2 separate regions of the Mus musculus genome follow, and region 2 is linked to region 1. Evidence: chromatin loops called from intact Hi-C (ENCODE). Cell type or tissue: heart. All regions are shown on one strand. Links, peaks and the distances in the headings refer to the core of each region. The heading gives the core; the rest is flanking DNA.

Region 1 (2,902 bases), core at 190-2,689:
AGGGTGTCAGAGCCTCAGACCCCGAACAAGGATGTCAGTGAAGAGTGGCCGGGAGCCGATTATCAGGCATAAGCACAACTCACCTTCTATAGCAGGAAGATGACAGCAGCCAAACTCCAAAGTCAAAAGCTGGCCTTTAAGACTAGCAAGAGCTAGCTACAAGGTGGTGGCACACACCTTTAATCAGAGCACTCGAGAGGCAGAGGCAGGTGGATCTCTTGAGCTGCAGGCCAGTCTGGTCTACAGAGTGAGTTCCAAGACAGGCAGGGCTACACAGAGAAACCCTGTCCCCAAAAGCAAACAAAACAAAACAACAACAAAAAAACTCACACAAAACACCAAAAGAAAAAAAAAAACCCTCCCCCAAAAAACAAAAACCAAGACTCTAGCAAGACCTTTTCCTTACCCTCTCTCCTCTCCATGTGAGCTACTGGGCTGGCAAGATCACAGTTAGGCAGGAGGCCACACAGAGCCAGTTCTAAGAGGCTGACTCCAACAGCAGACACAGGGAGACTGCTGCCCAGTCCAGCCCTTACAGGGAGTGTGTAAGGGCAAGGGAACAGGAGAAGCTGCTATGAGCCCCAGGTCCAGATCCAAACCCCCAGCCCTAGAAATCTGTTCCACAACCATTCCCCTCAATTGCTTTCTATCCCAAACCATGAAATGTCACTTGAAAGTTTGATTTAAAAAACCCAAACCACACCTGGAAGAGAGTATTTTCTAAAATGTTGTTCAGAATCTATGATTACAAGTATATTTCACAAGATTTTCAGCAAATGATCGAGGCTCTGCCTACCTTGCCACCTTCCTGCTGGAGAGCCGCTTGGCTGGGCTGTGCAAAAACCAAACAAACAGGAAAATAGTGTCAGGGAACAGACCGAAGGACAGGAGGAAACAGGAAGCTTGGGCTGGGGAGATAGCAGGGCCCAGGCATGCAGCCCCTTGCCCCCGGCAAGCCGCATGCACACAATACCCACTCGGCAAGGCAGAGGACATGCACAGCACCTCTGTAAAGGGCCTCACCAAGTCTCAGCCTGAGCCCTCAAAAGAAACCAAGCCCAATGCTGAAACCCACCGGCTGACTGCACCTAGCTCTAAGCCATTGGCCACTGTCATGTCCCCAAGTACTTCTGAAGCCATTATCTCAATTGACTGGCTATCACACAGGCCCTCCTGTGACAGAAGAGTGTGTAATCGTTTTGACCTGGGTCCTGAAACTTCACACTGCAAATATCTGTAGGACGGGGATTTAGAACCCCTTCCTGAAACCATCCCAGAGCAGTAACACCTATGGCAGCAAGAACAGGCTGAACATGCCTCTTCTGAGCCAGTCAGAGCATGGCCTCCCTTCTGAAGCTGTGGCCGTGTGTTCAGGCACAAGAACCACCTGTTTCAGCTCACGGCTTCCTCTTCTTTCAAGGGCCAGGCAGGCAATCTACCTGGAGCGGTGCGTGCTGCACAAGCCACCCCTTTATCACTGCAGCTGGGTTCAGAATCATCCTTTGTGGTGGCTCTGGGACATACACTGCTGGGATCCATTTTCATTTGTGATGCTACATTGTGCCACTAGAGGGCACTGGAGAGACAATGCTGATAGCATGTAGCCTACAGAGGGCTGAGCTGTGCCATTTCGACAGGGCTGTAGACTGCTGAGGGAAGGGTGGTAGTGGGATTTGGATCTCTTGGATGCTGTTTGCTATTCCTGCTCCTCAGGATCCTTGACAATGCACGGGTGGGCACCTGTGCATTCACTCTCACTGCGCAGTTCCTGAGCAGCTACTGTTTGGCTCCCTCTCCTGACTGGACTCCTGACTAGCAGTGTACAAATGTGCTGATGTCTTACAATCACGGACACTCCTTGAACAATTAGAGCAGATTGCTCTGTGTAACTATCAGGCTCTGGACCACTAAATCCCGCAACAGTTTACAATTTTCAAAATATACCTCTGAGTAAGTCAGACTGCTTGGTTTCTATAAAATGGATTGTTTTGACTGATGCTCCCAGGTACCTAAAGAACACAGTAGCTACAAGAGCACTTCGCGGCCCTCCCTGTTCTATGGTGAGGTCATGAAGTTTATCCCGAGGCAATCCAGGATGGCCAGGAGGCATGACTCAGCTCTTTCGCTAGTATTCAGGTACTAGTATCATCTGTGTCCTAACTAACAGGAAAGTCTCTCTACACCTGCAGAGCCTTTACCCGGGAGAGGTCCCACTGGTCATGTTGAGTCACATACTAGTCTGACACTGCCCCAAGAGGCCTAACTGGCATGATCACCATCATCTTCCAGGCAGGTTTTCAGCACTGGAAACGTCTTCAGTGACTGAGGCAACATACGGATCTTCCTTTACAACATATCTGTAACTCAAAGCCACTCACTCATCAATAGCAGGATGGCTCACCAGCAGGAAGAACACAGCTGGCTCCTTCCTAGCACTGAATGCATGGCAGGGGAAAGCCTGTGTGCCCTATACTGGGAACTGGACGGGTTTCTGGAATCACCAGAGACCGGATTTTTATTTTCAAGTCTTGCCAAAACATGCCCTCAAAGGATACTACTGGATTCGTGGCCAGGACCCCAGCAGGCTCCCTCTGATCCTTCCCAACTGGCCAAGATCCTACTTCACTGGATATTGGTTAAAGGCCTCCAGCTTTGTGATGCTGCACAGAACACAGGGAAAAAGCTAAGTCACAGGTACCACGACGGGTTATGGCACAGGGTCTGGAACAGGACGGAGGTGTAGATCCAGTCCTGCAATGGCGGGGCAGGCAAGGGGCAGCCGCTCACAGACCTCCAAGTGTGTTCCACTCCCGAGATGCTCTGCCTTCCTGCAGTAACAGTGCTGCCCGACAGGAGCCTGTGTGGCCACTCGCCACCTAAGCCTAGCAGGAGATGCTATTGG
Region 2 (2,902 bases), core at 195-2,694, 60 kb after region 1:
CAGAGGCACAGCACCTGGGGCTCCTCTGACCAACATCGTGATGGATCGGGCTCGTCTGGTTCATTGGCCCAGAAACACGGTGGGTTGAGAGCATCCGGCTCCTCGGATTCCTCGGGCCAACAACAGTGAAGTGCATCGGCCTCCTCTGGTTCCTTGACCAAGAGGCACGGTGCATCGGGTACCCCCTGCCACAGGTGAGAGACATCAGGCTCCTCTGGCTCCTTGGCCGAGAGGCACCCTGTGTCCGCCTCCTGAGGACAGCTGTGAGAGGCATCAGGCTCTTCTAGCTCCTTGGCCAACAAACACGGTGCCTCTGACTCCTGGGGCCAGCAGTGAAGGGCGTCAGGCTCTTCCAGCTCCTCCGTCAAGAGGCACGGTGCGTCGGATTCCTCCCACTTTTTGGCCAAGAGACAGGGCACGTCGGGCTCCTGGGGCCAGCAGCGAGGGGCGTCGGGTTCCTCCAGCTCTTTGGCTAAGTGGCACGGTGCGTCTGGTTCCTCCAGCTCCTTAGCCAAGTGACAGGATTCGTCGGGCTCCTGGGGCCAGCAGCGAGGGGAGTCGAGGTCCTCCAGTTCCTTGGCCAAGTGGCACGGTGCGTCTGGCCCTTGAAGCCAGCAGCGAAGGGCATCAGGTTCCTCCACCTCCTTGAGCAAGTGACAGAATGCGTCTGGTTCCTGGGGCCAGCAGCGAGGGGCGTCGGGTTCCTCTAGCTCCTTGGCCAAGTGGCACGGCACGTCGGGCTCCTGGGGCCAGCACCGAGGGATGTTGGGTTCCTCTAGCTCTTTGGCCAAGTAGCACGGTGTGTCGGGCTCCTGGGGCAGGCAGCGAGGGGCGTCGGGTTCCTCCAACTCCTTGGCCAAGTGGCACGGTGTGTCTGGCTCCTGGGGCCAGCAGCGAGGGGAGTCGGATTCCTCCAGCTCCTCTGCCAAGTGACAGGATTCATCGGGCTCCTGGGACGAGCAGCGAGGGGCATTGGGCTCTTTGGCCCAGCGACTAGGAGCGTGAGGCTCCTCTACCTCCTCGGGCCAGCAGATTGGCGCGTTGGGTCCCTCTGGCCACCGTTGAAGCTGGGCGTGTTCCTCGGGCTCTTCTGACCAGCCGCGAGGAGCGTCGGGCCCCACCAGCCCCATGACCCCACGCTGGGGCCCAGACGCTGGCTGGTCGTGGTCTGACAGGGAGGTCGGCTGGCACAGCTCCATGATCCGGCGCCGGCTAAACTAGGGATGATACGAAAGGCGCGGAAGGCAGACAAAGGCGCTCAGGGCGCGGCGGCGGGCGCGGGCATCCCCGCGGCGACGCGGGCGGGCGCGCGCGGGGCGCCCGGACTGCTGAGGCTGGCGCTCGGGCCCTGCTCCGCCCTCGCCCATCTTCGCACCGCACCTTAGCGGCTCCCGGCCCCGCAGCGCGGCTGGCGCGGGCCCATGGCAGCGGCACAGTCCGGATGATGTAAGGACCCAGTGGCGGGGAGTGGACGGTGGGAGACAGGCACCGGCCGGGCAGCGGAGGATGAAGCCAGAGCGCCTGAGCTTAGGAACCCAGTGAGGGACGCCGGCGCCGGCGCCGGCCCGCCCTCCGTCGCGCGTGACGTCAGCACGCCGTGTAACCTGATCACGCCCCCATGGATTGCTATAAAGGTGAGTTCGAAGAGGGCACAGCTTAGGGGCGACGGTGCTCTGCCCAATTCGAGTTTTCCGTACGATTTGCGCGAGTGGGATGAGTGAAGTGTTCTGTCGCAGGAAGAGGCGCCCGAGAATAGGTTTTGGAAAACTATTGCTGAACGGGAACAAAACATTCGCATATCCCAAAAGAAGCCGCTAGTCCCTTCTGTGTGACTCCTTCACAAACTGGTGGTACAAACCAGAATATTAATTGGCAGCAAGTAGGAGCGAAGGAGCGCTCGAATTGCCCCACCAGGTAAGGAATTATCCAAAGTCTCTCACACAAGGACAGGATCTAAGGGGCTCACACATTCATCCACAGGAGCGCACAGTAAAATAAAGAGGCACAGATGTTGTTTTACTTTGATATGTTGTTTGGTATCTTTTTGAAACAGGAACTTGTGCAGCCCACGCTACCTTTAACTCCTAATCCTGCCGCCATGGATTGTAGACTGGCCCAAACAACCCTGCTCTGAACATGTTTTTAAATTACATAAACAGCGCTTATCTCTTTATTGCTAACTAATGCCGTTATCATCATCAAAGGGTCGTGCTCAGAGATGCGGAGCAGTTGACTAAGCCAGTTGGAAGCAATGAGGTGCATCTAGTCAAGAACTAAATTTAGCCATTTAGCCAGGGGAAACTATGAACCAATTGTACACTCGTGGGCACCATGGACAAGTATGGTTTCATAAGCAGTTTTGGCAAAAGCTGAAAACTGAACTCCGTTTCCAGGTGTACAGCCAGCTAATCTACTGAGTCATCCCCAAGCAAAACTCCCAGCATATTATAGGAGACTTCCAGCAGCTGGGAAAAAGGAAGGTGATGTGCTCCCTCCCTAAAATGTAGTCCTATTTTCCTGTAAGAACTGAATGCTTTTGTGAGGAATATATATATTGAAAGAATAAAGTCCCCTCTATCTAATGCAAGGACTGGAAATTCCCTTTGACTGACAAACATTCTCACATGCAGTTCCAGTGAGTGCCAACCTTTCTATTTAGTGTGTCATGGTAAGTATCCACCTGTCCTTTGGTGTTCTCAGTCAAGATCAGTTTTCTGAGGAGCCAGGTGTTCCTGTTGTGTGCCAAAACTAAGAAAAATATTTATGACTTCCAGCATTTGTGTGCCCAAATAGAACCAGTGTGTAGAGAATGCACACCTCCTGGCTCAGACCAAGCAATGGGGCTGCAGATGAAAGGTTATAAGGAGTCAGGCGATGGGCTGGTGAGATGGCTCAGCACTAG

What was found. Peaks named below come from ENCODE experiments on the same cell type or tissue, not always from the same donor. Only the 100,000 strongest peaks of a DNase experiment are listed, where the experiment ranks them.
Region 2: it touches region 1 in a loop (4-fold over the local background); 3 of 42 quality-filtered maps call a loop at or near these places.

The regions. Positions count from the first base shown.
Region 1 is chr17:26,008,059-26,010,960 of GRCm38, forward strand. It overlaps Rab11fip3 (RAB11 family interacting protein 3 (class II)), which reads right to left. Exons shown (of 14, transcript NM_001162868.2): 6 at 797-832. Among named protein-coding and RNA genes, the nearest start is that of Capn15, 24 kb to the left of the region's middle. In heart, for the core only: a CTCF peak has its summit at 1,580 (motif pointing right); DNase peaks (open chromatin) are centred at 463 and 1,613; H3K4me3 peaks cover 18 bases; H3K27ac peaks cover 1,283 bases.
Region 2 is chr17:26,067,979-26,070,880 of GRCm38, forward strand. It overlaps Rab11fip3 (RAB11 family interacting protein 3 (class II)), which reads right to left and starts at 1,540. Exons shown (of 14, transcript NM_001162868.2): 1 at 1-1,540. The coding sequence starts at 1,199. In heart, for the core only: no CTCF peak of the experiment used is centred there; DNase peaks (open chromatin) are centred at 263, 693 and 1,573; H3K4me3 peaks cover 2,262 bases; H3K27ac peaks cover 1,885 bases.